2 separate regions of the Homo sapiens genome follow, and region 2 is linked to region 1. The links are chromatin loops, found by intact Hi-C in ENCODE. Cell type or tissue: chondrocyte. All regions are shown on one strand. Each heading gives the region's core, and the rest is flanking DNA. Links, peaks and the distances in the headings are about the cores only.

The links. Hi-C counts contacts between places; a loop is a spot of excess contacts. Peaks named below come from ENCODE experiments on the same cell type or tissue, not always from the same donor. Only the 100,000 strongest peaks of a DNase experiment are listed, where the experiment ranks them.
Region 2: a loop joins it to region 1, with 5 times the contacts of the local background. A loop is called at or near these places in 18 of 110 quality-filtered maps.

Annotation. Positions count from the first base shown.
Region 1 is chr4:56,571,424-56,579,764 of GRCh38, reverse strand. It overlaps SPMAP2L (sperm microtubule associated protein 2 like), which reads right to left. Exons shown (of 9, transcript NM_001256475.2): 5 at 4,123-4,260. Among named protein-coding and RNA genes, the nearest start is that of SPMAP2L, 45 kb to the right of the region's middle. In chondrocyte, for the core only: CTCF peaks have their summits at 3,558 and 3,757 (motif pointing left); no DNase peak of the experiment used is centred there.
Region 2 is chr4:56,832,149-56,840,489 of GRCh38, reverse strand. No RefSeq gene overlaps it. Among named protein-coding and RNA genes, the nearest start is that of SPINK2, 15 kb to the right of the region's middle. In chondrocyte, for the core only: CTCF peaks have their summits at 3,441 and 3,652 (motif pointing right); no DNase peak of the experiment used is centred there.

The DNA.
Region 1 (8,341 bases), core at 64-8,063:
CAGGGTCTTGTTTTGTCACCCTGACTGGAATGCAGTGACATAATCACAGCCCACTGCATCCTTGACCACCTGGGCTTATGTGATTCTCCCACCTCAGCCTCTGAGTATCTGGGACCACAGACACATGCCACCATGGCCAATTAATTTTTTAATTATTTGAAGAGATAGGGTCTCACTATGTTGCCCAGGCTGGTCTCAAACTCCTAGCCTCAAATGATTCTCTCGCTTCAGCTTCCCAAATTGCTGGGATTACAGATGTGAACCACCATGCCCTGCCCTTTTTTTTTTAATATAGGCATTTACAGCTATAAATTTCCCACTAACCACTACTTTAGCTGCATCTCATAACCTTTGGTATGTTATGTTTTCAGTTTTATTCATATCAAAGTGATTTCTTCTTTGACCTATTGGTTGTTTAGGAGTGTAATTAATTTAACATATTTTTAAATTTCTAAATTTCCTTCTGCTATCAGTTTCCAATTTCATTGAACTGGTTCAGAGAATTGATTTTCTATGAATTTAATCCTCTTAAATTTATTGAGACTTGTTTTATGAGTTAATATGTGATCTATCCTAGAGAATGTTCCATGTACACTTGAAAAGAATGTGTATTCTCCCATTTTTGAGTAGAGGTTTCATAGACATGTGTTAGATATAGTTGGTTTCTAGTGTTATTCAAGCCTTCTATTTCACTACTGATCTTCTGCTTGTTATTCTACCCATTATTAAAAGTGGGGTATTGAAGTGTCCAACTATTATTGTTGAATTCTATCAGGTTTTTGCTCTGCTGTTGGGTGCATGTATGTTTATAGTTGTTATCTTTCCTTTCTTTCTTACTTTTTTTTTTCTTGTAGAGATGAGGTCTTGCTATATTACCCAGGCTGGTCTTGAATTTCTGGCCTCAAGCAATCCTCTCACCTTGGCCTCCCAAAGTGCTGGTGTGAGATACTGCATCCAGCCATAATTGTATGTCTTTTTAATGGATTGACTCTTTTATAATATAAAATGTCCTTTCTCTGTCTTTAGTAACAATGTTTGTCTTAAAGTCTATATTGTCTGATATCAGTATGGCCAATCCAGGTCTTTTTTGGTTGGCGTGCATGGTATATCTTTTTCCATTTTTTTACTTTCAGTCTATTTGTTTATTTGAATCTAAAGTATGTCTTTTGTAGACAGCATATAGTTGAGTGAATTTTTATCCATTTTTTATCCTGTCTTTTTATTGGAGTGTTCAATTCATTTACATTTAATGTAATGTACATTTAATGTAATTACCGATAAGGTAATATTTATGCCTGCCATGTTGCTATTTTTTCTATATATTTTTTGTTCCTTTGTTCTTTCATTTCTTCCTTCTTTTGTGTTAGATATTTTCTACTGTGACATTTAAATTTCCTTGTTATTTATTTTATTACATTTTAAAAATTATTTCCTTAGTTGTTTCTCTGTACATCTTACAACAATCTAGTTCAGACTAACACCAAATTAATTCCTATGGTATATAATAACTTTGCTCCTATATAGCTCTATCCCCTCCCGCTCCTTTGTACTTTTATTTATTCATTGTATGCCCATCAACATAAATTTATAATTATTGCTTTAGGCAATTGTCTTTTATGTCAGGTAGAAGAAAAAGAGTTACAAACAAAAATATATACATATTTACATTTTAATGTAATTATAATGTACTATATAAAATGTGCTACATTCTATATTTACCTATGTAGTTAATTCTTTTTGTGCCCTTTATTTGGATTTGAGTTATTGTCAAATGTCTTTGCCTTTTTGGGACACAGTCTCACTCTGTCACCAAGGCTTTAATGCAGTAACATAGTCACTGCAGCTTCAACCTCCCAGGCTCAAGCAATTCTCCTGCCTCAGCCTCCCGAGTAGCTGGGACCACAGGCATTCACCACAACACCCCAATAAATTTTTTGTTTTTAGTAGAGATGAGATCTCACTATAATGCCCAGGATAACTGTCCTTTCACTTAGTCTGAAATACTTTCTTTATTATTTCTCGTAAAGCAGGTCTGCTGGCAATGAATTATCTCAATTTTTGCTTATCTAGGAATATCGTAATTTCCGCTTCAGTTACGAAGGATAACTTTGCTAAACAGAGTATTCTTAGCTTACAATCTTTTTCCTTCAGTGCTTTATTTTATTTATTTATTTATTTTGAGACAGAGTCTCACTCTGTGGCTCAGGCTGGAGTACAGTGGCGCAATCTCTGCTCACTGCAACCTCCACCTCCCTTTTTAATGGACTGACTCTTTTATAATATAAAATGTCCTTTCTCTGTCTCTAGTAACAATGTTTGTCTTAAAGTCTATATTGTCTGATATCAGTATGGCCAATCCAGATCTTTTTTGGCTGGTGTGAATGGTATATCTTTTTCCATTTTTTTACTTTCAGTCTATTTGTGCCTATTTTTTTACTTTCAGTCTATTCTTGTGCCTCTGCCACCTGAGTAGCTGGGATTACAGGCATGAGCCACCACACCTGGCTAATTTTTATATTTTTAGTAGAGATGAGGTTTCACCATGTTGGCCAGGCTGGTCTCAAACTCCTGACCTCAGATGATCCACCCACCTTGGCCTCCCAAAGTGCTGGGATTACAGGCGTGAGCCACCACACCTCGCCAATCCTTCAGTGCTTTAAGTACTTTAATTTGAAAGCACAGAAGTCAGACCATTAGCCTAAGGAAAATCTTGGCTTTATACTTAAACAGCTCCTGAGAGGTTTTCTATATTAAGGTATTATAAAATAGCTGATGTTCATAATAAAGAGCTTAAGCCAATGAACAATGGTTACATGTATGTTCAAGCAGCAGAAAAGTCTACTTAGAAAAGCAGGGAAATATAAACTTAAAAAAGTACAAAATGTTTTAACTAAAGGGCATTTTATTTACATGCAACATCAAACTGAGGTCTCAAGAAGTGGCAATAAAGTATTCCTTTGTTTATAACTATAGACACATTACCAAATTTATGTGTATACATAACTACCAAATTTTATGTATTTGGTACAGTGGATTTTATTGAATGAATTGATAAATAAGTAATTGAGGAAACCCTGTGGGAAGAATTGGGCCTTCTTTCGCAGTATTCTATGATGCAAAAGACTCAAGCTGTCTAGTTCAACCTTTCTCTGAATGTAGGAATCTTTTCTAAAATCCATGTAAAGTCACAGTTCCAGCCTGGGCTTGAAAACTTGCAGGGATGAGGGTGGAATGCTGGTTCACTTTCCGTTACTGGACAGTTTCCATTACCCAATAGCTAGTCAGAAAGATTTTCCTCCACTAAGCTGACGTCTGCTGCCCTGTCAATGTTCTACTTCTAGTTCTAGGATTAACATAAAGTAATTTTACTTTCACCTCTTCTTCCTCTTCCAGATGTCAACCCTTTAAATATTTTAACACAGCTGTCACCACTTTCTTATTCTCTTTTTAAACTAAACATGTCATTTCTCTTAATTATTTTTCACATAACATAGTTTCCAGGAGCCCAATATCTCATTTCCCACCTTCTGAATAGTCTCAAGTTTATTATCATTTCTTAAGGTATAACATACATAACTGCACATACATGTCCAGTGTGTTCCGACTAAAGTAGCACACAGTAGCACTATCACCTCTCCACAACTGTACACTGTATATATTCCACTAATGCAACCTAACATTGAATTAGCTTTTGCAACAACCACATCACAATCTTAGCTCCCATGGAAAATGTACCACCTAGTGGTCTTATAAAGACAAGGAGAAATTCAGCCTTCAAAGCAAAAGGAAGAAAAAGTATCAAAGTCAGAGAGATACAGGAGAACAAATTCCACAAATTGCAAAAACCTGTGGTGTTTTAGTTGCATATTTCCTTTTAACTGGCTAACAATGGTAAGGTTTAGTATAAATTTTAGTTTCACCACAATGTGAGTCAAATGTAATTACCGAAGATGAACTTCTGATTACCTACAATAGCTGCAAATATTTGATTTTTTACCTGATGCTTTGGAACACAAGTGGACTCTTAGCTCATGAAATTGCACACACTAAAATTAGAACAAAAATACTAAGACATCTGGCCAAATTAGATTAGGATTTACAGAGATTCTCAAGATACTCTACCTATTTAGTAGACACTGTCTTTTGAATCCATTGGGCTGTGACAGCCTCTGGATCCTTTTGGAGGGTTGTCTAAACAATGCAGGAGGAGTGATCTCCCAAATTACAGACTCTCTTCCACAGCTGTGGTAGTATTGAGCCCTGCAAGTTGTAGAAGAGAAAAGAAGTAAACGAAACAAGCATGATTTCAAATTGTCATAGTATTTTCCAACATCGATCCCCAGGCCTAGGGGAGCAGGTATGACAGTTTATTATTGATGATCTATTTTCCATGTGAGGAGAAATTAATTGCTTTAGAAACGGTTACACCCATCAAGTTTTCAACTGGCTTCTATTATACTCAAAACAGATAGTTTTCTCAAATAAATGACATCTTCTTTTTTTTCTTTTTTTTTTTGAGATGGAGTCTCGCTCTGTCGCCCAGACTGGAGTGCAGTGGTGCGATCTTGGCTCACTGCAAGCTCCGCCTCCCAGGTTCACGCCATTCTCCTGCCTCAGCCTCCCGAGTAGCTGGTACTACAGGTGCCCACCACCACGCCTGGCTAATTTTTGTATTTTTAGTAGAGACGGGGTTTCACCGTGTTAACCAGGATGGTCTTGATCTCCTGACCTCGTGATCCACCGGCCTCGGCCTCCCAAAGTGCTGGGATTACAGGCATGAGCCACCGCGCCCAGCAGACATCTTTTTTTTTCAATTGAGACAGGATCATACACGGGCTCACTGCAGCCTCAACCTCCTGGGCTCAAGTGATCCTCCTACCTCAGCCTCCCGAGTAGCTGGGATCACAGGCATGTGCCTCTATGCCCAGCAACTTTTTAAAATTTTTTCGTAGACATGGGGTTTCACTATGTTCCCCAGGCTGGTCTTGAACTCCTGGGCTCAAGCAATACTCCTGTCTCAGCCTCCCAAAGTGCTAGAATTAAAGGCATGAGCCACCATGCCTGGCAATTACATTTTCCAAATAGACCAAAAGATATACAGATGAAGAGAAAATTTGCTGCTTTTAAAACCAAATACTTCCTTTAGCATCTATATAAATAAATTTTTTTACTATATTTCTATTTTATACGGTGAATTATATTGATACTTTGCTAGATAACTGAGTTTAGGAATACATTCTACTTGATGATGTGCACAGAATAATCATTATTGGGGCTTGTTAACTATGAATTTTTAGGATAAGTAATAATATTGTTCTTCTTTTATTTGTCTATTTATTATTTTTAGAAGCACGATCTTGCTCTATTGCCCAGGCTGAAGTGCAGTGGCACAATCATGGCTCATGGCAGCCTCAAACTCCTGGGCTCAAGCAATGCTCCTGCCTCAGCCTCCTGAGTAGGGGGGACTACAAGTTTGCATCACCATGCTGGGCTAATTTTTTTATATTTGTACGGATGGGGGCTCGCTATATTATCTAGGCTAGCCTCGAATGCCTATGCTCAAGTGATTCTCCCGTCTCAGCCTCCCAGAGTGCTGGGATTACAGGCATGAGCCAGCACACCCAGCCACCATTGTTCTTCTTAACAACGCTGCCCTTCAATCTTTCCTTATCAAAATACATCATCAGTGGAAAAGGAAGTGACATTGACTACCCCCCCAGACCCAATGTTAACTCAAATTGCAGTCCCACTTTTGCTTCTATTATAAGGACCTCTGTTCCTTTAGGACGTTCACAGATACAGATCTGCATCCCTCTCTCTGCCCAAGCCTCTGTCTGCTGGTTGCAGCTGTAAACATCCTTTACATCTAGGCTGAACTGGTGTCTTGTAAGCCTCAATCTGCATATAAGACTGTATCCCCCTTGCTCGCGACCACCCAGTCTTGAGGCCTGTCTACACCACCACACATATCTTTTGAGGGGGCTGGAGGCTGCCCAGCCCTGACTCTACTGCCCAACTGCACTGACTCACCTACCCACACCCATACCCACACATAGCCCAGCTTAAAAAGGCAGGAAACCTCTAGCCCCTACCTGGGATTGGCCTTTTGAAGGAAATGGCAGTTCAGTTTGGGAATTAGAAATACAGAAGGAAGTGGTGACTTTGAACAATGGGGCACACTGTGGAGACCTTAGACTCAGGCAAAAGGAGCCACAGTGGTTGGGAAGAAGGTGATTACGCAGCCAATGAGCGGCACAAAGGCAAGATGTGCTTGGAGAATAGAGCCGAGGGGAAAGGCCCAAGCAGTGAGTGAGAGATAGAAAAAAAAGAAGACACCAGAGACAACTGCTACTCAACATTCTCTCAGGTGGGAATGGCAACCACCAAATGCCAGGAAAATCTGTACTGACCATAATACTTATGCCTTATGCTGCCAACACCTAGAAGTACATAAGTGTTCTACAAAATGGAGAAAATAAACAATATATGGTGATTATGAAGACTAAACAAGAGAAGTGTATATGTTATTTTATAATTCACAAAGCACTATTCAAATGATTCTATTAATCAACTTGTATATTAATTTTAAATTTCATATTTGCATATCTTTTCCTTATAGATGCTGCATATTAACAGAATGTACTGCTGCTGCCCTTACGTGCTTCTCCTCCTCCCAGAGTCATCCACACATCCAAGTCTCACAGCGCTGTCAATGTAGCAGGTACTCAAATTTTTTTTTTTTTTTTTTGGAGATAGAGTCTTGCTCTGTCGCCCAGGCTGGAGTGCAGTGGTGCGATCTCAGCTCACTGCAACCTCTGCCTCCTGGGTTCAAGGAATTCTCCTGCCTCAGCTTCCCAAGTAGCTAGAATTATAGGTGTGCACCACCACCCCCAGCTAATTTTTGTATTTTTAGTATAGACAGGGTTTTGCCATGTTGGCCAGGCTGGTCTCGAACTCCTGACCTCAGGTGATCCACCTGCCTTGGCCTCCCAAAGTGCTGGGATTACAGGTGTGAGTCACCACTCCCAGCCTCAAATATTATTTTAATATAGAGTACACTGCATTTTTCTCATTGTAAAAGAGACAAATATTCAGTATACAAAACTTGTAAAATAAAGAAGTTTAAGAGAGAGAAACAAAAAGCATATAGTAGTCCACCATTCAGAGATAGTAATGGGTAATATCTTGGAATAATTTGAGTCTTTTTTCCCTCTATTTATACACTCAAAAAATACGTATTGAGCACCAGGTCCTGTGTTAGGAGCACTCACTAGGAGAGAGTGGAGAATAGGATAATCACTGCTTTCTTGCAGCTTGTTCTCTATGTCAAGGGGAGAATACCAAATGTAAAATACAGTCAAGCACCGTGTAATGACCTTTCGGTCAACAATGAACCACCTATACAACAATTATACTGGATTGTACTGGAGCTGAAAAATTCCTATTGCTTTGTGATGTTGTAGCCATCATAACATCATAGCACACTGCATTACTCATATGTTTATGGTTATGCTGCAGTAAACAAACCTACCAGCACATACAATTATGTACAGTACATAATACTTTTTTTAACTTCCCTGTAAAATCCAATTTTAAACAGTATATAATACTTGATAGTGATGATAAACAACTATGCTACTGGTTTATGTATTTACTACATGTTACGGGTTTATGTATTTTTATTGTTATTTTAGAGTGTACTCTTTCTACTTATAAAAAAAATTAACTGTAAAACAGCCTCAGACAGGTCCTTCAGGAGGTATTTCAGAAAAAGGCCTTTTATCATAGGAGATGACAGCTCCATGCATGTTTTGCTCCTAAACACCTTCTAGTGAGACAAGATGTGGAGGTGGAAGATAGTGATATGAATGATCCTGACCCTCTGTAGGCTTAGGCTAATGTTTGTTTGTACCTTCTTTTTTTGTCAGGTCCCGCTCTGTCACCCAGGCTGGAGAGCAGTGTGATCATAGCTCACTGCAGCCTCAAACTCCTGGGCTCAAGCAATCCTCCCCTCTCAGCCTCCTGAGTAGCTAGGACTACGGGCATGTGCCACTATGCCCAGATAATTTTTTTAATTTTTTTTAGAGATGGGGGTCTTACTATGTTGCCCAGGTTGGTCTTGAACTCTTGGCCTCAAATTATCCTCCCATTTTGGCCTCCCAAAGCATTGGGATTACTGGTGCTAGCCACCATGCTCAGGCAGGCAGATTGCTTCAGCCCAGGAGTTTGAGACCAGCCTGGGCAACGTGGCAAAGCCCTGTTTCTACCAAAAAAATCCAAAACAATTAACCAGGTGTGGTGGCGCACACCTGTAGTCCCAGCTGCTTGGGAGGCTGAGGTG
Region 2 (8,341 bases), core at 102-8,101, 260 kb before region 1:
TCAGGCTTTCTGCATCAGAATCTGCATTTTTGCTTTTTTTTTTTTTTTTTTTTTTTGCGACAGAGTCCAGCTCTGTTATCCAGGCTAGAGTTCAGTGGTGCAATCTTGGCTCACTGCAACCTCCGCCTCCTGGGTTCAATTGATTCTTCTGCCTCAGCCCCCTGAGCAGCTGGGATTACAAGTGCTCACCACCATGCCCAGCTAATTTTTGTAGTTTTAGTAGAGACGGGGTTTCACCATGTTGGCCAGGATGGTCTCAAACTCCTGACTTCAAGTGATCCACCCGCCTAGGCCTCCCAAAGTGCTGGGATTACAGGCGTGAGCCACCACGCCTGGGTTTTTTTTTGTTTGTTTGTTTGTTTTTTTTAGAGACATGGTTTTGCCATGTTGCTCAGGCTGGTCTTGAACTCCCAAGCTCAAGTGATCTGCCTGCTTCAGCCTCCCAAAGTGCTAGGACTACAGGCATGTGCTACCATGTCCAGCTATTTAAAAATACATATTTTTTATAGAGATGGGGGTCTCACTATGTTGCCCAGGCTGGTCTTAAAGTCCTTCCACCTTGGCCTCCCAAAACACTGGGATTACAGGCATGAGCCACCGCGCCTGGCCCAAGTTATAATAACTTTTTAAAAAATTGCTTACTGGTTGAGAACATATGCCCTAGAATTAAACTTCCTGGATTCCAGTTCTGGCTATGCTTTTCACTAGTTGGTGACCTTGAATATCTTGCTTAACTCCTCTTGGTTTCTTGATCTATAAAATGGGAATAATAATTATACATACTTCATACCTTTTTGGTTTTGGTTTTGTTTTTTGAGACGGTCTCATTCCCGTCACCCAGCCTGGATGCAGTGGCGCGATCATGGCTCGCTGCAGCCTCAAATTCCCGGGTTCGGGTGATCCTCAGCCTCCAGAGTAGCTGGGACCACAGACAGGTGCTACCACGCCCAGCTAATTTCTTGTCTTTTTAGTAGAGATGAGGTTTTTTTTTTTTTTTTGAGACAGTCTCGCTCTGTCACCCAGGCTGGAGTGCAGTGGCACGATCTCAGCTCACTGCAAGCTCCACCTCCCGAGTTGACGCCGTTCTCCTGCCTCAGCCTCCCGAGTAGCTGGGACTACAGGTGCCTGCCACCACACCCAGCTAATTTTTTTGTATTTTTAGTAGAGACGGGGTTTCACCATGTTAGCCAGGATGGTCTCGATCTCCTGACGTCGTGATCCGCCCGCCTTGGCCTCCCAAAGTGCTGGGATTACAGGCGTGAGCCACCGCACCCAGCCAGAGATGAGGTTTTGCCACATTGGCCAGGCTGGTCTTGAACTTCTGACCTCAAGTGATCCGCCCACCTCTGCTTTCCAAAGTGCTCGGATTATAGGCATGAGCCACCTTGCCTGGTTCAGGTTTTGTGAAGATTAAATTAGCTGATACCTATAAACAAACTGCTTAGGAGAATGTCTGACACATTTTGTGATGTTGGTTATAACTTATGTTAACGATACATGCCTTGTAGGATCCCCTACTTTGACCCTGATGCTCCCACTTTACTAGCTGCTGGACTTTCAACATTCTTCTTAAAATTCTCTAAGTCTTGGCTTCTTATCTGTAAGTGGGAATAATAAACCAGATAATACTTACCATATTAGATTGTAATGGAGAATAAATTAGATCATTCATGTACAGTGCTTATAATAAGTGCTTGATAATATGAAGCGTTAATTTTTTTTTTTTTTTTTTTTGAGATGGAGTCTTGCTCTGTCTCCCAGGCTGGAGTGCAGTGGCATGATCTCGGCTCACTGCAGCCTCTGCCTCCCAGGTTCCAGCAATTCTCTGCTTTAGCTTCCTGAGTAGCTGGGATCACAGGCATGTGTCACCACGCCCAGCTAACTTTTTGTATTTTTACTAGAGATGGGGTTTCACCATGTTGGCCAGGCTGGTCTTGAACTCCTGACCTCAAGTGATCTGCTTGCCTGGGCCTCCCAAAGTGCTGAGATTACAGGGGTGAGCCACCCCACTCAGTCAAAAAAAGTTTTTTTGTAAGATAGGGTCTTGCTACGTTGCCCAGGCTAATGTTCTTCCTGGGTTCAAGTGATCCTCCTGCCTCAACCTCCTGAGTAGCTAGACTACAGACACTCCACCCAGCTAATTAAAAAAAAAAATTTTTTTTTTGTAGAAACAGGGTCATGCTATATTGCCCACGCTGGTCTCAAACTCCTGGCCTCAAGCATCCTCCTGCCTTGGCCTCGTAAAATGCTGGGATTACAAGTATAAGTCACCACGCCTGGCCTAATACGAAGGTTTTTTTTTTTTTGAGACAGAGTCCTGCTCTGTCACCCAGGCTGGAACGCAGTGTCGTGTTCTCAGCCCACTGCAACCTCCGCCTCCCAGGTCCAAGCAATTCTCCTGCCTCAGCCTCCTGAGTAGCTGGGATTACAAGCACCTGACATGATGCTCAGTTAATTTCTTTTTTTTTTTTTTTTTTTGAGATGGAGTCTCGCTCTTATTGCCCAGGCTGGAGTGCAATGGCACGATCTTGGGTCACCGCAACCTCCATCTCCTGGGTTCAAGCGATTCTCCTGCCTCAGCCTCCCAAGTAGCTGGGATTACAGGCATGCACCACCATGCCCGGCTAATTTTTGTATTTTTAGTAGGGATGGGGTTTTCTCCATGTTGGTCAGGCTAGTCTTGAACTCCCGACCTCAAGTGATCCACCTGCCTCAGCCTCCCAAAGTGCTGGGATTACAAGTGTGAGCCACTGCGCCTGGCCCAATTTTTGTATTTTTAATAGAGATGGGGTTTTGCCATGTTGGCCAGGCTGGTCTTGAACTCCTGACATCAAGTGATCTGCCCGCCTCAGCCTCCCAAAGAGCTGGGATTACAGGAGTGAGCCACCATGCCCGGCCTTATTTATTTAATTATTTTGAGATGGAGTCTCGCTCTTTCGCCCAGGCTGGAGTGCAGTGGCACAATTTTGACTCACTGCAACCTCCACCTTCCCAGGTTCAAGCCATTCTCCCACCTCAGCCTCCAGAGTAGCTGAGGCTTGCGCCTCCACAGGTTTGCGCCACCACACCTGGCTAATTTTTATATTTTTAGTAGAGAAGCAGTTTCACCATGTTGGCCAGGCCGGTCTTGAATTCCTGAGGTCAAGTGATCTGCCTGCCTCAGCCTCCCAAATTGCTGCGATTACAGGCGCGAGCCACCGCGCCCGGCCTGAAAGTTTTTTTATTTTTATTTTTTTATTATTATTATTTTTTGAGACAGAGTTTCGATCTTATTGCCCAGGCTGCAGTGCAATGGCACGATCTCGGCTCACCGCAATCTCCACCTTCCGGGTTCAAGCGATTCTCCTGCCTCAGCCTCCCGAGTAGCTGGGACTACAGGCATATGCCACCACGCCCGGGTAATTTTGTGTTTTTAGTAGAGACAGGGTATCGCCATGTTGATCAGGCTGGTCTCGAATTCCCCTCCCAAAGTGCTGGGATTACAGGCGTGAGCCACTGTGCCCTGCCTTAAATTTTTTAATAAGTTAAAACAAACTGAATAACAATGTCTATTTCACAGGTTACTGTGGAGATAAAATGAGAGTACTTTGAAAACTTTAATTTGAAAGCTTTACCACTAAATGATGCACTAGTTATGTCAATCCATTTCCACTAGATGGCAGTAGACATCGCCAAAACCAGCTTAGCTCTACTAGCTGCTGGAGAACGTACATTTTTAGGAAATGACTTAACTGGTCTTGTTTTTGTGACTATATTGAAATGTGGTTGGAGTTTTTGTATGATTTCAAATGCATGAACTACCTGCTTGAGCTTAGAAATATTTTTGTTTGATGTGGATTGTGAAAAATGATTATTCTTAGTATAGAGCCTGTTCCATACCCCTCTCCCTCAGTTTCCATCTTCATCTTTGGATGTGCACATCTTTGTTTTTTATTTTTGCTTTTGAGACAGAGTCTTACTCTGTTGCCCAGGCTGGAGTGCAATGGCGTGATCTCGGCTTACTGCAACCTCTGCCTCCTGGATTCAATCGATTCTCCTGCCTCCACCTCCTGAGTAGCTGGGACTACAGGTTTGTACTAATATGCCTGGTTAACTTTTTGTATTTTTAGTAGAAACAGGATTTCACTATATTGGCCAGGCTGGTCTCAAACTCCTGGACTCAAGTGATCTGCCCGCCTCGGCCTCTCAAAGTGCTGGGATTACAGGCATGAGCTAATGTGCCTGGCCCCATCTTCATTTTTGGATGTGCACATCTTTGGAAGTGCTTTAACCCTACCCCCTTTTTACTCAAAGTATGGTCCAAAGACAAGCAGCAGCAGCTTAACCTGGGAGCTTGTAGACAGGTGGAATTCTGGGCCTCGCCCTAGACTCACTGAATCTGAGTGATTCATATGGACATCAAAGTTTGAGAAGAACTGCTTTAGCCACATGGAGTCTCTTGGAATTCTCTAAAGGAGTCACGCTCGCCTTTGCACATGCTGATCTTCCCAAGTCAGAAATACCCCTTTCTCTATCTGCTAGGCAAGCTAGCCTCTTATTTACCCTTCTTATTTAACTAATCATCAGGGAACCGGCAAAAGAAGAAAGATAGGGGAGACTGGTAAATATATAGTCAGTGGGAAAAAGAATGCTGGGATAAGACTGCAATATGAAATATAACACTGCTTAATATTCACAGAGCAATGAAATGGCAACCTTTGGAGATATCTTTTCTTTCTTTCTTTTTTTAAACAAGAGTCTCGCTTCTTCGTTCATGCTGGAGTGCAATGGCGCGCTCTTGGCTCACTGCAATCTCCACCTCCTGGATTCAAGCAATTCTCCTGCCTCAGTCTCCCCAGTAGCTGGGATTACAGGCATGTGCCACCAAGCCTGGCTAATTTTTGTATTTTTAGTAGAGACTGGGTTTCACCCTGCTGGCCAGGCTGGTCTCAAACTCCTGAAGTGATCCACCTCAAGTGATCTACCCGCCTCGGCCTACCAAAGTGCTGGGATTACAGGCGTGAGACACCGCACCTGGCCTGGAGATATCTTTTCTACCCAACAAAATCATTTGCCACTTATTTTCCATAAGCTAACATCTAACTTTACAGACTCCGGACCCTATCAATGGTAAATAAATGAAATGAAATGACTTCCTCTACAATCAGACAACTTCCATGCCGGCCTTTTAGACAGTACTCTAGTATGACTTTGAAAGGACATATTTGGGCCGGGCGCGGTGGCTCACGCCTGTAATTCCAGCACTTTGGGAGGCCGAGGCGAGCGGATCACAAGGTCGAGAGATCGAGACCATCCTGACCAACATGGTGAAACCCTATCTCTAATAAAAATACAAAAAATTAGCTGGGCGTGGTGGTATGTGCCTGTAGTTCCAGCTACTCAGGAGGCTGAGGCAGGAGAATTGCTTGAAACCACCGGAAGGCGGAGGTTGCAGTGAGCCAAGATCATGTCACTGCACTCCAGCCTGTGCAACAAGAGCGAAACTCTGTCTCAAAAAAAAAAAAAAAGGACATATTTGGAGGACACATTAGGATAATTTTTCTTTTTTTTTTTTTTGAGATGGAGTCTGTCTCTGTCACCCAGGCTGGAGTGCAGTAACGTGATCTTGGCTCACTGCAACTTCTGCCTTCCGGTGGTTTCAAGCAATTCTCCTGCCTCAGCCTCCCGAGTAGCTGGGACTACAGGTGCCCACCACCACGCCCGGCTAATTTTTTTGTATTTTTAGTAGAGATGGGGTTTCACTGTGTTAGCCAGAATAGTCTCGATCTCCTGACCTCATGATCCACCCACGTTGACCTCCCTAAGTGCTGGGATTACAGGCTTGAGCCACTGCGCCTGGCCGGATAATTTTTCTTAAATGTTTAAACTTGGTGCCAGAGGCAATATGGAGCATACATGTTGGGTTGCCAACTTGATCCACAATTGAATTTGAATTATGTTAGCTTCAGGGGTAAAGTTTCTATCTACATCACAGAGCTGAATGGTAAGGAAAACCATATTGAATTAGGCTTGTCTTTTAATTTTTTGTAGAGATGGGACTCTCACAATGTTGCCCAGGTTAGTCTCAAATCCTGGCCTCAAGCGATCCTCCCATCTCCGCCTCCCAAAGTGCTGGGATTAGAACACCCAGCCAAATTCTATGTTTTGACCACTGTATTTTCCTAGCTGTTTTCCAGCTAATCAGAAGCACATACAAGTCAAAAATACCCAGAACACATAATTTCACAATACCTTGTAGAAAGCAGGGCAAGAACGGTTATATTAACATGTAATTCTAAGTCATATAATTGTTTTGTTTATGGTGAGCATATTTTGTAAAATAATTGGGATGCCTACTGCCTACTCTGACAAAAGTTGTTTTAATTTTTCTCATAGAAACTTGGGAATCTTTTAGTTGAAAGTTTCACAAATGTCTAAACATTAAATTACATTATGTTTAAATTGCCCTTCATTGTAGAATATAATAAAATTACCTATTCTTTTTTTTTTTTTTTTTTTTTTTTTTTGAGAAGGAGTTTCGCTCTTGTTGCCCATGCTGGAGTGCAATAATGGCCAGATCTCAGCTCATTGCAATCTCTGCCTCCTCCCAGGTTCAAGCAATTCTCCCGCCTTAGCCTCCTGAGTAGCTGGGATTACAGGCATGCGCCACCACGCCCGGCTAATTTTGTATTTTTTTTTTAGTAGAGATGGGATTTCTCCATGTTAGTCAGGCTGGTCTCAAACTTCTGACCTCAGGTGATCCTAACTGCCTACGGCCTCCCAAAGTGCTGGGATTACAGGCCTGAGCCACCGCACCCGGCTAAAATTACCTATTCTCAATACTTAGACTTAAGGCCACTACGATTTACTAGATCAGCATTAATTACTCAGGTTCATTTAAATCATGATGATGTTAAAGAAGGAAAAGAGAATCTGTATGCTCAGAATATTTTGAATTATATACCTTTATGGCCGGGCACACTGGCTCATGCCTATAATTCCAGCCCTTTGGGAGGCCAAGGAAGGGGAATCACTTGAGGTCAAGCCAACATGGTGAAACCTCATCTTTACTAAAAATACAAAAATTAGCCAGGTGTGGTGGCACAGGCCTATAGTCTCACCTATTCGGGAGGCGGAGGCATGATGAGAATTGCTTGAACCCGGGAAGTGGAGGTTGCAGTGAGCCGAGATTGTGCCACTGCACTCCAGCCTGGGGAACAGAGCGAGACTCCATATCAAAACAACAACAACAACAACAAAACCCAAAAAAACGAAGGCCGGGCGCGGTGGCTCACGCCTGTAATCCCAGCACATTGGGAGGCCAACACAGGTGGATCATGAGGTCAAGAGATCGAGACCATCCTGGCCAACATGGTAAAATCCCATCTCTACTAAAAATACAAAAATTAGCTGGGCATGGTGGTGTGCACCTGTAGTCCCAGCTACTTGGGAGGCTGAGGCAGGAGAATAACTTGAACCCGAAAGGCAGAGATTGCAGTTAGCCAAGATCACACCACTTCACTCCAGCCTGTGGACAGAGCGAGACTCTGTCTCAAAAAAAAAAAGAAAAAAAGAATTATGTCCCTTTACTATTCAGATTCTATAGATACTTTTCAGAGCTTCACTTTTATTAAGCTTTATATTTTGAGATGATGGTAGACTTGCACGTAGTTGTTAGAAAATAGCATAGTAATATCTTGCGTAACTATAATGTAGAAAACCGGAAACTGACAATACAGTCTACTAACTTTAATTAGATTTCACCAATTTTACCAATGTTCATTTGTGTGTGTTTGTGTGTATATTTAATTCTATGCAATTGTATCCGCATTTGAAGATTCCTGTGACCACCAACCCAGTGAAGATACAGAACAGAATTTAAAAAACCCAGAGTTTGCTTAATTTTTCCTTTTTTTTTTTTTTTTTAAATAAAGGGCTGGTCTTGGTAGCTCACACCTCTAATCCCAGCACTTTGGGAGGCTGAAGCGGGTGGATCACCTGAGGTCAGTAATTCGAGACCAGCCTGGCCAACATGGCAAAACCCTGTCTCTACTGAAAATACAAAAATTAGCCTGGCCTGGTGGCACACGCCTGTAATCCCGCCTACTTGGGAGGCTGAGGCAGGAGAATCACTTGAACCCAGGAGGCGGAGGTTGCAGTGAGATGAGATTGCACAACTGCACTCCAGCCTAGGTCACAGAGAGAGACTCCATCTCAAAAATAAAAATAAGAAACAGCCACCGCGTCTGGCCTGCTTTGATCAATTGATAGATTTTTTTTTTTTTTTTTTTTTTTTTTGAGATGGAGTCTCACTCTGTCACTCAGGCTGGAGTGCTGTGGCACAATGTTGGCTCACTGCAAC